Linked DNA regions of Mus musculus: region 1 is linked to region 2. A link is a loop called in an ENCODE intact Hi-C map of the cell type or tissue named here. Cell type or tissue: gastrocnemius. All regions are shown on one strand.

Evidence for each region. Peaks named below come from ENCODE experiments on the same cell type or tissue, not always from the same donor. Only the 100,000 strongest peaks of a DNase experiment are listed, where the experiment ranks them.
Region 1: a loop joins it to region 2, with 2.7 times the contacts of the local background. A loop is called at or near these places in 6 of 42 quality-filtered maps.

Annotation. Positions count from the first base shown.
Region 1 is chr2:155,289,839-155,297,838 of GRCm38, reverse strand. It overlaps Pigu (phosphatidylinositol glycan anchor biosynthesis, class U), which reads left to right. Exons shown (of 12, transcript NM_001004721.1): 10 at 632-756; 11 at 5,007-5,149. Among named protein-coding and RNA genes, the nearest start is that of Map1lc3a, 17 kb to the right of the region's middle. In gastrocnemius, a CTCF peak has its summit at 3,751; a DNase peak (open chromatin) is centred at 4,318; H3K27ac peaks cover 5,367 bases.
Region 2 is chr2:155,381,334-155,389,333 of GRCm38, reverse strand. It overlaps Trp53inp2 (transformation related protein 53 inducible nuclear protein 2), which reads right to left and starts at 7,478. Exons shown (of 4, transcript NM_178111.3): 1 at 7,317-7,478; 2 at 3,870-4,044; 3 at 3,165-3,453; 4 at 1-2,794. The coding sequence starts at 3,993. The coding sequence ends at 2,542. In gastrocnemius, CTCF peaks have their summits at 4,034 (motif pointing right) and 6,005; DNase peaks (open chromatin) are centred at 6,161, 7,193, 7,563, 7,982 and 3 more places; H3K4me3 peaks cover 6,594 bases; H3K27ac peaks cover 8,000 bases.

The DNA of each region.
Region 1 (8,000 bases), 91 kb after region 2:
AGAGAATTTTGGCCCCTGAAGAGCTGAAAATGCTGAGTGTAACTCTCGGTGCTCTTGTTTCTCTGACTGTAAACAGTAAGCAAGCCATCAGCCAGCAGGCACTTCCTGTCTTGGGACCTGTCGCAGCGACCTTTGCCTGATTTCTCTTGACAAGCAGTCATTTAGGATTCTAATAAGAAATGCTTAACTTTTTTTTTTTTCAAGACATGGTTTCTCTGTGTACCTTTGGCTGCTCTGAAACTCACTCTGCCTGCCTCTGCCTCCTAAGTCCTGGGAATAAAAGTGTGCACCACCACCACCCTGATAAGGAATGCTAACTTCATTTGCTTCCTTTGGTTCCCGGGGGCATGCTGAAAGCTAGTACAGACAGGAGGAAGCCACTGGTGGGCAATGTCCCTATAAACTGGTGTTTGTCTGGTCTTCCTTGCCACCTCTGGGCATTTGATATCTGTAGTTTCCTGCCCTGCTACTGAAGCCTGGCTCATGCATGCCTTGTGAGTAGTAAGGCAGCCTTTGCCTGAAGGACCCCTAGGGAGTACTTTTGGTTGGTGAGGTAGGATCAGGGGTCTCTAAGGTGGGCCTAGTCCCTGGCTAATCTCTCTGCCTGTTTGTCTTCCCTGCCCTGCTCCAGGGAGCATCCCATCTTCTTCATGTTCATTCAGATTGCCATCATCTCTATCTTCAAGTCCTATCCAACTGTGGGGGATGTGGCCCTCTACATGGCTTTCTTCCCTGTGTGGAACCATCTCTACAGATGTGAGTATTCTGACTTTCCTCACTAGGGATAGATTCAAGTGCAGCTAACTGCTAGGCGAAATAGCTGGGAGAAGGAATTGATATGCATTTACTGGGCACCCATTGCTGGTAGCACCGAGAAAGAGGAGGCCACTGAAGCATGCATGTGCCTCTGTGCCTCCTGGTCCTGTGGTCAGTGACAAAGAACAATCGCTTAGAGCATGTGACTGTGTTCCTGACTGCTGTTGGTCATTTTGTCTTTGCATCAGCTTTGGAGGTAAGTATTTCCTTATACAGATGAGAAAACTGAGGTACAAAAAGATAGAGCCACTTGTTCAAGGTCCTGTGACTGCTAAATAGAAAGACTAGGAATTGGAGCCTAGCTCTCTAGGCCTTGCCCAGTGCTGTCCAACCTCGCTGTTTGTAATGATGACCGTGTCTAGTCTGTATTCTAATAGAGTGGCTACTAATATTATACAGAAACTAAGTTTTTTCTTTCTTTTCTCCTCTATTTCCAGCTTTGTGGCATAGGGTTTCATATTGCCCAAACTGGCCTTAAGCTCACTGTATAGCTGAAGATTACCTTGAACTCCTGATCCTTCTGCCTTCACCTCTCAGATCCAGGTTTACTGGTGTATACTGTCATGGACAGATTTTTTTCCATTAGTTTATTTGTTTGTTTGTTTGAGACAGATCCTAGACTGTAGCCAAGGCTATCCTGAAACTCACTATATAGCCTAGGCTGTCCTAAAATTAGAAGAAGTCATCCTATCTTAACTTCCTGAATACTGAGACTACAAAGAAGAGCCATGGTGTCAGTAGAAACTGAAATTCTTGTTTAAAATTAAATGTATGAAGCTACATGTGACCAAGCTTCTTATTGGACAGTGGTCAAGCTTCTTATTGAACAAGTGCAACTGTAGCCTTTGGCTATGAACATAGGACTTCCTGCTTCCTATAAAGACCCTTCTCAATTCTACCCATTTCTCCCGAGGCTCCTGTAGGGTAAGATATCCTTACACCCAACATGGATTCTAACACAAAAGAATCAGCAAATGACAGGGCAGTGTGGCACACAACTTTAATGCTAGTACTTGGGAGGCAGAGGCAGGAGGATCTCTGAGTTTGAGGCCAGCCTGTTCAGCATAGTGAAGCCAAGACTACACAGAGAAACCTTGTCTTGAAAAACAACAACAATCGAAAAAGGGGGGAAAAGAGTCTGCAAATGTATGTAGAAGGCTGCTGAAGCCTCCCCTCCCCGTGAGGGAAGCAGAGCCCAGGTACCTTCCTGGTTCTCTCAAGGAGCTGCGATATGCAGCCAAGCGTCAGAAGCGAACTCCTAGAGCAAGCTGCCCAAGAAGTTAGTTCCTGTTGTTTTGTCTGGGTGTCAAGCAGGAAGTGAAACTGACCAGCTGTGAGTAGGAAACCTACCTGTGAGTGTAGCCCCGGAGTGAAGGTAAACAGTGAAGTGGGCAGACCACGCCCAGGCCAGGTGTGTCTCTCAGGCCTGGTTAGAATGGTGACCAATCTGAGCTGACTGAGAGGAGGTGGCATCTTCTGCTTGTGACATCCTCATTTCACAGATAAGAATCACCCAGTGATGAATCACAGGCAATTGGAATATATAGACATGCCTTGGTCTGTGGGAGGGTAGGGCTTCAGGCACTGGTCTTTCCCTGTCCCAACCAGGTTGTTTTCGTTAGCTGTCCGTCCTAAAGAGGGCATTGCCCTTCCTCAGAGGCGTTGTGTAGCATTCTCACGTTGCTGAATTCAGTTTGTAGACAGACAGACTACAGCTTGAGTCTACACTCTGCCTTTCCCAGGCAGCTTCTTTAGCCTTTCTGCGCCTCTGAGTTTTCCTTTTCCGTCCATGAGATGAAGAGAGTAAGTGGAGCTTTCTGGCATGGATCTATAACCCTAACACTTAAGAGGCTGAAGCGGGAGGATAGCAAGTTTGAGGTTAGCCAAGGCTACAAAAGGGAATTCCAGGCCATATGAGACCTGACTCAAAAAAAAAAAAAGTATTTTTCATGGATTTTTTTGGGGGTGTTTTTGTTTTTTGGGTTTTTTTGTTTGTTTGGTTGGTTGGTTGGTTTGGTTTTTCGAGACAGAGTTTCTCTGTGTATCCCTGGCTGTCCTGGAACTCGCTCTGTAGACCAGGCTGCCTCCCAAGTGCTGGGGTTAAAGGCGTGCACCACCACTGCACGGCATGGATATTTTTTTAAGTTTGAAAAAAGAAAATATGTTAATGGCACTGCAGTTATCATCAGTGATAATTAACCAGGGTATCCCCTGCATATTTCCACCATCAAAGCTGCCGGTATAGCAGCCAGGGACATTGAAATAAATATTTTTAAAACTTGAAATAAATTATTTTATGCCCACAGAGATGATGGGGCAGAGAAAGAGGAAATTTCCAGAAACCTAGATGATCTTATAGGCTCTACTAAGTAGAGAGAGGCATCAAGTGGTTGTGCAAGGACTTCATAGACACAGCATATCCTAAGTTCCTGCAGAGCATAGTAGTCAGCATGCTTTGTGCTGTGTGCACTGTCCAGGGACTCCTAATGTTTGGAGCATCTGTTTGGGATTTGTCCTCTCACTAAGTGACTTTAGCTCTGGCCTTGGGACCCTGAGTAGACATTTTGTGAAGTCTTTTGTTCTAGTTGAATATAGTTAATATTGTAGAATGTCCCATTGAAATACTAGCTGCTAGTATTGATCTCCCAGGTCCCACCTTACCTATTTTCTTGCATTGGCCAGTGGAAGAGAAAAGAAGAATAGGCCCTGCTCTGGACATGTCTTTAATCCCGGCACTTGGGAGGCAGAGGCAGGTGGATCTCTGAGTCGAAGGCCAGTCTGGCTTACTGAGTGAGTTCCAGGACAGCCGGGACTATCTTCAAAAACAAAAACAAATAAATCAATAAATATATCACAGTCATTGGCTTCTGAAGCCTTGAGTCAGGATGAGTCAGACAAGACAAACGCATACTTGTGGTATTAGAGAACAGCCTGCTGGCAGAGCTGGTGCCAGCCTGCAGTGGCCCAGCTGCAAAGCCAGCTACCACAGGGCTCAGGGCTGGAGTTGAACATGTGTTGTATTTTTTTTTTAATTAGCTATTGTATAAAGGTAAAAGAATGTTGATTAAAATACAAATAAATTATAAGCATTATGCTGTAAGTTCCTATATATCTAGCATGTAATTTAAGAAAAGAACATCTCTTTGACCTTTGAAGCCCCCTAATTCCCTCTATTACCCTCCTGATGAGACTAGATACTTTTGGTGACATTTTATTTCTAAATGCCTGAGGCTCGAGAGGGAAAGGGCCTTGTCAGAAGCCCCTGTTCTTCAGTGTGGTGCAGCAGATTGGATAAGCCACCCAGTGACTGTCTGGGGAACTTGACTCCATCTGACCTAGCAGGTCTGATGAAGGGTGTAGGCCCTGGTCATCTCTGACGCCTCCTGGTGCCTGGAACAAGCTGTACTGTGCCCCAGGTCCCCAGTTCCATCTGCTCTGGCATAGAGCTTTAATCTTTCAGCCTTCCAGCCAGCAAGAGTGAGTAGCAGTTCCCTGTTCCTGCAAAGGTCACCATTGGCCTGAATCCAACTAGATGCCAGCGAAGGTCTTCCAAGCACATTGAAATGTCTCTTTGCAGCCCACAGGCTGCACTCATGGCCTCTTTCATCTCTGTACTTGGGTCTCTTTCCTGTCACCCATCTGAAGCCTTTGTCTCCAGCCATGTTGTACCCAAGAGGGGAGGTTGAAGAGTAGAAGACAGGTGTCTTCATGGAATGCCTCACTATTAGGCTTAGAAGCATTCGCAGAATTGCTGATTGCGCCAGTTTTTTTTTTTTTTAAAGATTTATTTATATATGTAAGTACACTGTAGCTATCTTCAGATGCACCAGAAGAGGGAGTCAGATCTCATTATGGGTGGTTGTGAGCCACCATGTGGTTGCTGGGATTTGAACTCAGGACCTTTGGAAGAACAGTCGAGTGCTCTTACCTGCTGAGCCATCTCACCAGCCCCCTGATTGCGCCAGTTTTAAGGCAGACAAGCCTTTGGTGGGCGGAAAGTCTTCAAATACAGATCCCCAGCAATTGTGGGCATGGGAAACCATTCACCTGGCTCTGAGGTTTGTTCCTAGCACACAGTGTTCTGGGAGTGCTCTGCCTTTGAGCCATCTGAGCTCCCTGTCCTGTGACTATCACAGCAAAAAGGGTATGAGAGACTGAGTGCCAGGCTAACTGACCACTTGTCTTTGCAGTCCTGCGGAACATCTTCGTCCTCACCTGCATCATCATCGTCTGCTCTCTTCTCTTCCCTGTCCTGTGGCACCTATGGATTTATGCAGGAAGTGCCAACTCTAATTTCTTTTATGCCATCACACTGACCTTCAATGTTGGGCAGGTAAGAGTTGAGGGTCGCACAGGGTCAGGGTGTCATTTTGAGTCTCAGGCTATCAGCTGAGGCCCTGGGTTCCCACCCTGTAGTTTTGACTATGCAGGGGTGTGTGGGGTGGCAGTTCCTCTGCCTTTGATCTCACTTGGGTAGAAGGAGCAGGAGAGTGAACAGCATGAAGTTGAATCTGTCATACATGTATTAGGTACCGTGATGAGCGTTGCTTCAGTAAGGCCTTACAACAAATCTAGAGAAAGATATCGTTATCCATAGTTTATAGTTGAAGGACTGAGGCTCTCATTCATGGTCAGTAGAGCTAAGAAACAAATTCAGTAAGCCCCAGCTTCAGAGGCACCCCCTTTTATTATCCTGTTAGCACTGACAGTACGTCAAGTGTAATATGGTGAACAGGTCGGGGTGAAGACAGCTTTGTGGGCTTTGAGGACAGTAAAAGCAAAAGCAAGGAGCTTAGGAATGGGATGGGATTCCTGTTGGCTGCACAATAAAACAACAGTGTCTCATACAGCCCAGGCCAGCTTCCAAGTAACTATGCAGCCAAGGAAGACCTTCATCTTCTGATCCTCCTGCCTCCACCTCCTGAGTTTTCATCACCATCCCTGGTTTGGTTTTTTTTGTTGTTGTTGTTGGTTTTTATTTTTATTTTTTTGGTTTTTCGAGACAGGGTCTCTCTGTGTAGCCCTGGCTGTCCTGGAACTCACTTGTAGACCAAGCTGGCATCGAACTCAGAAATCCACCTGCCTTTGCCTCCCAAGTGCTAGGGTTAAAGGCGTGCGCCCGGCTCCATCCCTGATTTATGTAGTGCTGGGGATAGAATCCAGGGCTTTCTGGATGCTTGGCAAGCATTCTAACAATTAAGCTATATCCCTGGCCCCTGTTGTTTTATTTTTTATTTTATTTGTTTAAAGATGTATTTATTTATTATATGTAAGTACACTGTAGCTGTCTTTAGACACTCCAGAAGAGAGCGTCAGATCTAGTTACGGATGATTTGCTGGGATTTGAACTCAGGACCTTTGGAAGAGCAGTCAGTGCTCTTAACTTCCAGCCTGGGACTGGTGTTTCCTGTGTAGATGTGGCTGAAGGATTTTCATCCAATTCAACCATATATGGTATATGAACAGCAAACGAGAGGTCTCAGCCCTAGTGGTAGTTTCTGACAGTGAATGTCCTGCCAGGGCAGAGATCTGCAGGATTCAATGCGGTGTAAAATACCCCAGGGCCAGGGGGTGCTTGTGCTTACCTGAGCCCCTTCCTTCTGCACACATCCCAGCATCTGCCTGTTATCTCGGCTCTCTAGTTTTGCTCAAGAAATGAAATTGGCAGTGTTTTTTGAGGCAGCCATGCGACTTGCCAGATCACAGCTTTCTCTTCTGTGGCTGCCTCTGTGAGAGGAAGGTCCCTTAATACCGGGGGCTACTTGTAACTCATCAGGTGACATCAAAAGCAAGAGAAACTTACTTAGTGGAAAAGAGGGATTGGGGTTGAGCTAGAGACCAAAGGCAATAGGCCCGGTTTTATATTTGTAGCTGAACTATAGCGATCAGCCAAAGTCTCGGCATCTTTTCTTACCTTTAAAGGTTAAGAAAAAACTTTTTATTACTGTGTGTGCGCTTGCCCTAGGAGGTCAAAAGAGAGCATCATCTTTCCTAGAGCTGCAGTCATAGGAGGATTGAGCCACTGAACGAACCTCCTGAGACCCACACTTTGGTCCTTTGCAAAAGCAGAAAGCACTCTTAAGCATTGAGCCATTTTCCAGCCCCCAACCTTATGTTTTGAGAAAAGTCTCTCACCAGAACTCGGGGCTCACCAAGTTAAGTTAGGCTAATCAGCCAGTAAGTTCCCCGGATCGTCCTGTCCACCTCTGGGTTACAAAAACGTGCCACCAGGCCTGGCTTTTCATGTGGGTGCTGGAAGTCCACCCGGTGCTCCCATGCTTGCATGGGAAGCTCTATATTGACTGAGGACTCTCCTCAGCTCCATCATCTCTTAACCTTTATTTACTCACTTGTTTATTTTCATTTTATGTGTTTGAGCATTTTGTCTTTGTATGTCCCAGGTGTGTTCCTGGTGCCCATAGAGGCCAAAAGAGGACATAGGCTTCCCAGTAATTGGAGTTATGGGTGTTGTAAGCCACCCCAAGAGTGCTGGATTGACCCTGAATCCTCTGGAAGAGCAGCCAGTGCTTTTAACTGAAGAGCTTTTTTCCAGCCCACATTTCTTACCCTTTAAAAACATTTTGAATGCATTTTTAATCACATAAGTAATAAATTTATTGTTGTTACGGGAAAGAAATCAAACAAAAAAAATGTGAAATGGAAAATAGAGTTCCAAGGTTAGGCCTGTAGCTCAGCAGTGACGTGCTGGAGTAGCAGGCTCGAAACCCAAGGTTAGATCCCCAGTGTGGACGTCTGACGGTGGGTGTGGCAGGGCGCACATGGCACAATGCTTGCTTGCACTGAGGAGCAAGATCAGAGCTCAGTGTCACCCTTTCCTCTGAAACACGGTCAGGACTTTCCTGGATTAATAGTAACACCATCTTAAACAAACAAACTAATAGAAGTCTTTATTGGGATTTAGGAATCTACTCAGTGTACAGTGTTTGCCTAGCGATCTTTGCTTTTGTGTTGGGAGGTGCGTGCAAGCACGTGTGTGTTTGTTGGGTGGGGAGACCATAGTTGATGTTGGGTGTCTTCTTCAGTCACCCTTCACCTTATTTTTTGAGATAGCATTTCTCCCTAAACCTGGCACTTGCCAATTCAGCTGTACGGGCCAGCCAGTGAGCTCTAGGACCCTGTCTTTGCTTCCCCAGGGCTGTGATTAATGTACGTTACTACACATG
Region 2 (8,000 bases):
TTGGAGAAAGCGCAGGTTGCCCTTTGATGTAATTGGGACTCACTCTAGAAACAGGTCCCTCTGACATCCGTAGTTTTGGCAAAGTGCTGGTAGTACTGACTTTAATACAAACTGGTACAAATTTCTCTAGGGTCTCTGAAACCACAAATCAAGACAGACTCTCTAACCTCCTCCTGTCTAGGGTTGCATAGGACTTTGTGAATTCTGGTTCCCTTGTGTATTCAAGTTCTGTGGTTTAAGAAAAAAAAAAATTCCTGAAGCATGCTCAAGGTGAAAGGCACATACACAGTCAATACAGTATGACAGGGTCTGATGCTTCAGGAGTCAGACTAGCAGGAGACTGAGTAGTGTTGGTTCTTAGACATCTATACACAACAAAAATATTGCCACACTCAAATGCTATAGCATCTATAGGAAAGTACAAAAGAAAAATAAGCCTTGCAACCAGATGAGAAATTGGAGGGGTCTAGAACTACCGGAGCTTTGAGAAATTAGGTCAGGAGCGAGGCCTTCTGAAATTTGAGCCAAATGCCCTATCAAGCTTCCTACAGCAGCAAGATCATGGACATTTGCCCAGGACTAAGCCTAGGCCCCAACTGGCAGTGAGGAGTAGACAAGAAGGGCAAGAGGGAGCTTCAGCTCTTAAAAATGCTGAAGATCCTAAGCTGGCTGGGAAGTGACCTTAGGACAGTTGGAAGAGTAAGTATACTACTAGGTTGTAACTGAAGAACTTGGGACAGGAACTAATAGGGCTCTAATAAGCTAGTGTAAAATTTTGATCTGCTTATAGTTCCCATTTGGCTTACTGGGCTAGGAGACCCTAGCAGGGCTTCCTCTGTCCCCATCCTGGGGACATCCTCTCCCATCCCACATGAAGCCTAGTAAGAAAGGATCAAAGAGGGCAGCTACTTTTACCCTCGTAGGAATGCAGTTTTCTCCAACCCTGGCTTGGCTCTGAGACCTGAAACCTGGGGTTGGAGGGAAGGGAAGACCTGTGTTAGTGTAACAGGACATCTAAAGGTTTTAAGGAAGGAAGAGCACACACTTTAAAAAGGACAGCTAGAAAGAACCGGAAACAACTTGGGGCATCCCAAGAGGCTGTTGCTGGTGTCTGAGCCCCACCACAAGAAAGAAGAAGCTGGCAACCCCATCCCTGTGCCCTACCCAAGAATTCCTTACTCCAGATATTGAATTAGAAAGGGGGGAGGGATTATAGGGCACTCAGAAAGAGCCCTGTGGGAGAACATTAAGAAGACTCTTGAAGGCCCTGAATCTCTGTAAGAAAAATTTGGGAATTGGGACAGTGAGGCTCCTGGCCTCCTCTACCCAGGAGTGTTTATTATCCAGCCATATTGAACAAAGTATGAAATATAAGGCCAGAGGCAAGATAAAGGCAGAGCTGTCAGTCTGGGGATGGCTTTACCTCATAGTTGTCCTCCTTAGCATCATGCCTCCTCATTCTTGCCTTGGGGTGTGTTTCCTTTTCCCTGCCTGGAAATCCTCTGGCCTGCATCTCTCCTAAGCTAATTCTAGCACCTTGGGCATATGAACAGAGATGGTCAGGATGATGGGGCCTTACCCAGCTTCTACTCCTGGGGTGGCATGACAAGGTAAGGTGACAAGGTACAAGCCCTTCGGACTCCAGACTCACAGGGACAGGGGTGGGTAGGGGTTACTCCTGAAGGACAAATTTCAGGGAGGGGGGAACCCTGGAAGGCAGGATTATAGGAAAAGGAAATGGGGGCAGACTCCAGGCTCAGGCCTAAGACCAGGGCTTAGCTACTCTGACCAAGCACAATACCAGCTCCCAAGATGCCCTGCTCCCTGCTACTTCTCAACCCACCTGTCCCCATCTGCGGCCCCCACTAGGCTGCCTGTTTCCCTCCATTCCCTTCACCTTATCTAACTTACAACTCACTCTCCTCTTCCACATACTTAAACTTTCTAGGCCTAAGCAGCAATAAGGAGCCCAGCCCCCAGGGCAGAGAAAGGGGGAAAACTGAAATCAAAACCCATGCCTGATCCCTGACTACAGGATGAGGACAATGGCCCAGGCCTGGCAGGTTGCACCTGCAGGATTGGGAGGGAATTGCCAGGAATGAAAAAAAGGGAACAAGAGTGGGAGCGATCCCAAACAGAAGAGTAAGTCTTGGAAAGTAGGAGCTGAAGCGGAGAAGGTGCCAAGTCAGGGTCTTAGGAATCGGGTGGGCTAAGAGGGAAAAGGTGAAGGGGCGAGAGACAAGAATAGAGGTCCTAAAAAGAAGCATGGGAGAGTGGGTGTGGGGAGTGTGAGGGTGGAGAATCAGACACTGAGAAAGGAGGGAGGATGACCCAGGATGAGAGAGGTTAATAGGTGAGTTAGACTATAAACAGGGAAGTAGAGGGCCATCACCCCACCTCAAAACTTAGGAAGGAGGGAGGTTGTAGTATCCAGATGGAGGCGGGTGGACCCCCCAACACCCTCGAGCAGCACACTGGCTGCTGCAGAGGAGGCGGATGGGACCAGGAGTCGGCGAGGGATTCGCGGTGCAGCAGGGGCGCTCAGTAGTTGAACTGGCGCTGGCACGGCTGGTAAATAAAGCTGCCCTGGTGCTTGGGCCGGCGCGAACGGCTCTCCCGGGCGCGATTCTGCCGTTGCAACACTTTAGCACTCAATGTGTGGCGCTCAGCCCGCTGTCGGGCTCTCTGCAGCCTCCGCACCTGGCCAGCCTTCTCCAGCAGCACAGCTCGAGCGGGCATAGGAGCAGCTGCGTGGTGCAAGGCCCTGGGTTCCCGGAGGGCAGGCGCCAGCTCTCTGCAGAAACAGAGTACAACTCTGTCAGAGAGGGAAGAGATCAGGGTTGGCATCCCACACCCTATTTCTGCGGGGCAGACCACTGAGGGGTACAAATTCTTCCTTTAATCACAATTAGAGTTGTGATTAAGCACCTGGCACAGGTAACTAGGCAGAACAGGGAAAAAACCCTGACCCCCCAATACAAGTCCTACTCTGATTCTGTCTGGCAGATCAGGCTGGTCCCTCCCAATCCTCTGAGCCAGGGCTCTCCCAAGCCCCACCTTAGCCACAAGACCACGCCTCTTTTCCTTCAGCCCTTTATCCCAAGGACACGCCCCTGCTAGTCTCCTAGACCCTAGCCTCCAGTCTCCACCCTCAACCCACTCACCCATCGCTGAGGTCCTGATCAGGCAAGGCAGCTTCAGGGTGAGGGGAAGGTGGCCCAGACTCCAGCACTATGGTGCTGCCGGTGACATAAACGGACATGCTGGGATGCTCAATGAGGAGGTCCTCCAGCGGATTGCTCTGGAGGCGGGCAGGCCCAAGGCCGGGCCCCTCTGCAGTAAAACAGGCGGGAGGGGTAACAAACCAGCTCTCATCCATCAAGGAGGGCGCGGGTGGAGGGCGGCCTGCAGGAGCAGGCGAGGCCCCGGGGTCGGGAGGAGCTGTATAGCTGTCTATAGGGTGTGGGAATGGGAAGCCATGCAGAGGAGAGGGAGCAGCAGGGTGGGACACACATACACACACACACATATGCCAGACACATGGGATGGGGAGAGAAAGGGCATCGTTAGTCAGACCTGCACCTCTATCCATCGTGCCCAGAGAGCACCTGAAGGCCAGGATCCTTAGCCCACCGCCCTAGGTGTCCCAGGTGTGTGCCCCAACAAATGGCAGGAGCCAGAGCTTTCAAGAGAAGGGTCTGTGTTACCTCACCTCTGGGCTCACGGCTTCTACTTTAATTTTTCCAGTAGGCCTAGGGGGACTCCAACATCCAAATAGCCCTCTTCCCCTCTATATTGCAACACCTCCTGTCCTCATTATGCTCATAGACTAGGGAATCAAGAGTGCTGGATCCTGACTCAAGCCTCACCCTGTAGGTCGATGATGAGCCAGCCATCCACTTCATCCTCCTCAGAGACAAAGGCCCCCGGACAGTTGGAGTCTTCAGGAGGCGCAGGGGTGTTGAAGAAAAGGCTGGTGAAGCGCTGGAACATGGTCAGCGGGTGAAGCAACCTCAAGGGGGCGCCCTATGGCAGTTTAAAGCCCTGAGAAGCATAGAAAGACATTAGTAGAAGCACGAACTAAAGTCAGCCCTTCAGTTGGTAGCTGGAGACAAGGCTATAGCCCCTAGCTGCCAGAGCAGTAATAGCAGAGAAGCTCTTGGTGTGTGTGCTTTTCTGCATTCAGTGGGTGTTCCTGTATGCACTTAGAAAGGTGCTGGGTCTTTGTTTTCTCATCTGTCAAATGACAATCGTAATAAGACTTAAATGAGGAAACACTTAATGACATGTTTAGAACAGTGCCTGAGCACACAGTAAACATTCAATAAGCTAATAAACTTGGTGTTATGACAGGGTGCTTTGGGGATATGGAAGAAGTGATATATATGACCAAGCTTTGCCAGGGTAAGTCTCTAGAGGAAGATAACAGCCAACCTGGGCTTTGAGGAGTAAATAGGAATTTTCCATTAAGGGAAAAAAATTGTTCTTATTACCATCATCATAATTAATATTCCTGTGTCAGTAACATACAACACTATACTAAGAAACCTGGTCCATTTTTCCTTATATCCTCACAGTGTGTGAAAGGGCAAGCCTGGAATCTTAGGACTTAGGGGCTAGAGGCAAGAGGACAAGAGTTCAAAGACATGAAGACCTCCTGTCTATTATCCTAGCACTTAGAAGGTAGAGGCAGGGGGATCAGAGTCCAAGTCCTGCTTAGGCTACATAGTGAGTTAAAGGCCAGTCTGAACTACATGGGGCCCTACCTAAAAAAAAAAAAAAAAAAAAAAAAAATAGTTCCTGGCTACATAAGATCCTGTCAAAGGGACTGAAAAGGAGTGGGAGGAAGAGAAAAAATTTTTTCTGATAGAGAGATAAATAAAACAAAGCCCAGAGAGCTGGAGAGATGGTTCAGTAGTCAAGAGCACCGACTGTTCTTCCAGAGGTCCTGAGTTCAATTCCCAGCAACCACATGGTGGCTCACAACCAGCTGTGATGGGATCGGATGCTCTCTTCTGGTGTGGCTGAAGACAACAACAGTGTACTCACATACATTTAATTAATTAATTTTTTTAAAAGGCCCAGCGAAATAAGATAACTACCTAAAGTCTCACAGCTAGTGAAAGACACAGGTAGTATTTGAACCTAATAGCATCCGTAATCACTACAGTTCTACAATCTTTTTTTTTTTTTTTTTTTTTTTGGGTTTTTCGAGACAGGGTTTCTCTGTGTAGCCCTGGCTGTCCTGGAACTCACTTTGTAGACCAGGCTGGCCTCGAATTCAGAAATCCGCCTGCCTCTGCCTCCCGAGTGCTGGGATTAAAGGCGAGTGCCACCACGCCCGGCTCAGTTCTACAATCTTACCATGAGATTGGGCAACCCTCAGATGAGGAGGACCTGTGCCTACAGGTCTGCCCCACTACTCTAACTCCCCTTTCCCCTAGACTCTTGTTCAAACTCAGCATCACTAGCCAAGAGAAAGAATCCTGTCCAGTGAGACCACATGTCAGTGATAGACAGTGGAAGAAGGAAGCTGTCAGATCCAGGGATCCCTTGAGGATAAACACAAGCTTTGGACCAAGATCCAAGCCTTCAAACCCAAGCCTCCTTCCCTGGACCAAGACAACAAGTCTCCTGTTTTAGGGATGGTGATATCAAATTGGGAACATGAATCTACCCAATAAAGCTATAGCTTAGTGGTGGTGTGGCAATGCAGAATACATACAATCAGAAAAACCTCAACAGGTAATATCCAAAAATATAATACACAGGAAACAGGGAAATCAGACACAGGCCCTGGTCTCTGGTCCCTGTAGATCTCTGGTCCCTGGCATCAAACTTTTGCATGCATTTCCCAGGGTTCACACTGTGCACCAGTCCCTGCAATGAGCCTTTTCAACTGTTGACATGTCAAGTGAGAAGCTCCCTGGTGGAGATCATACAGAAGTGAGTGACAGCCAGGAGAGATGGTAGCAACCAGCCAGCTATGACTGCCCCCCTCCTTTGACCACTAGGAGAGCCTCCTGGGTTTTCTTTCCTAGCCTGCTGGCTTCCTGGTTCTCAGATTCCTGGCTCTGCTCCAGGAAGAACCATTCCCTTAATACTACAGAGGCTGTGCCTAGAATAGCACTGGAGGCCTAAGCCAACCCTAGCCCAGGCCATTCTTGAGCGACCCTCAACCTGGGAAGGACTCCAGATCTACTTACTTGGAAAGTAAGAGACATCCTTCTGTCACTCTGGAAGCAGCCTCAGGAAACAGCATAAGCTCTGCATCACTAATGCCAGGGAAGGGTCTGGTTCTCCCAGCTGACAGCTCTGATGGGAGGCCCACAGAGGGAACTCCCAACTCCCTCTCAACAACATCTGCCCTGGAGACACCTGGAGGCAGGCAACTAGTGACTCACCTTTCTGTGGTCAAAACAGCTGGGAGACGGCCATTTATTGGGTTTTGAAGTAGAAAGAAGGCAGAGGAGGTCAGGGCCTTGTAAGAGACCCAATTTTCAGAGACCTCCTGGGAAAATGTCCAGGATCATGAAGACTGAAGCATCCCATCAAATTGTGGTTGGTGCTGAACCCAAGATAGGGTCCTCAGTAGATGTATGTAAGCATGTAGCTTATACTTCAGCTAAGGAATCTACCACTTAGTGAGTGTGATTCTAATTGGCTGAGATCTCCAGTAAACTACGTCTCTCTGAGTCTCAGTTTCCTCTTCCGTGAAGTGGGGCTTAAGACCCTCAATATTTGTAGGCTGAAAATGACATCAACTCAGGCTCTGCACACATGTCAGGGATTAGAAGGATGTTATTATGTTAGGGGGCGGAGCCTGAAGACAGAGGGGATCCGCTACCATCTGGTAGTGTCTCCAGGACCTGGAGTCTGAAGCTCCATCTACTTACCGCCCTCTCAACTTAAATCGAGCTTTGCTGTCCTACCCTCTCTCAGGTCACAAGGAAAAAACAAATGAGAGGCCTGACCCCAGTCCCTAGATTAGCCCAGGAAACCGCCGAGTCCCTTCGGATCCCGCTTGTCTTTCAGCGTCTCTTCAACCCTCGGCCGGCTGGGCACGACATAGCGCCCACCGGGTCACCAGAGGACAAGCACCCATGCAAGCCTGGAAGGCGGGGCTGGCCTTGGTGACGTCTCAATGTCATATGCAAATAAAGCAACGTCATGGCCTACCGGCTTGGAGCAACCAATAGGGAGCCAAGAACGCAGCTCCGGCTGCCGCCGGCGGAGACAGACAAAGAACGGGAGAGGGGGGCGCAGGGCGTGTCCTGGGGGTGCCCGGAGCCCCCAGCCCGGAGGTCGGGACTCACCTGGGGCCGCTGCAGCAACCGCTGCGCTGAGGTAGTTGTGCGGCCGGGCGTCCCCGGGTCGCCGGTGCTCACAACTGGAGCCGCATACCGGGGACGGGCCGAGAGACGGCGGGGCTCCCGAACGGACGCCCGGAGCTGCTGCGGCCGCTGCGCCCGGGCTCAGGGCACAAATCCGAACGCTTCAACAGCTGATTGTGACGTCACAAAGGGGCCCGCCCGCTCGCGTCAGCGGCCGTCGGGACGGCAGCCAATCACAGGCGCCGAATGCTCTTTCCCCGCCCCTCCGCGGTTTGCCAGCGGGTGGCTGTAGCCCGGGAGCTGCTCTCGGAGCCTCTGTCTGAGTGGAGGTGACGGCCCGAATTCCCTGCCCCCAGTTACCCACAGACCTCACACTGAAAGCGACCCCCCAATTCTTCCTCAAGAATCCCACCTCGCTGCTTTTTCCGCACACATCCCTGCTCCCTCACTTGCCCCAGAGCTCCGCACATCCCTTCTCCTGCATCTTAGGTGCAGGACACCCACCCCACCCACCCCCGCCGCGCTCCATCTGTAAGTCCCTTTTACCCTCCTTGTCCTTTTACCCCACTTCTCTACACTGCCCTACTTGCCTGCTCTCCCTCCTCTATGTTTTTTGTTTTCCCCGCTCCTTTTTACGGTGGGCTTGAGCGGACCTTGCCCCTTCCG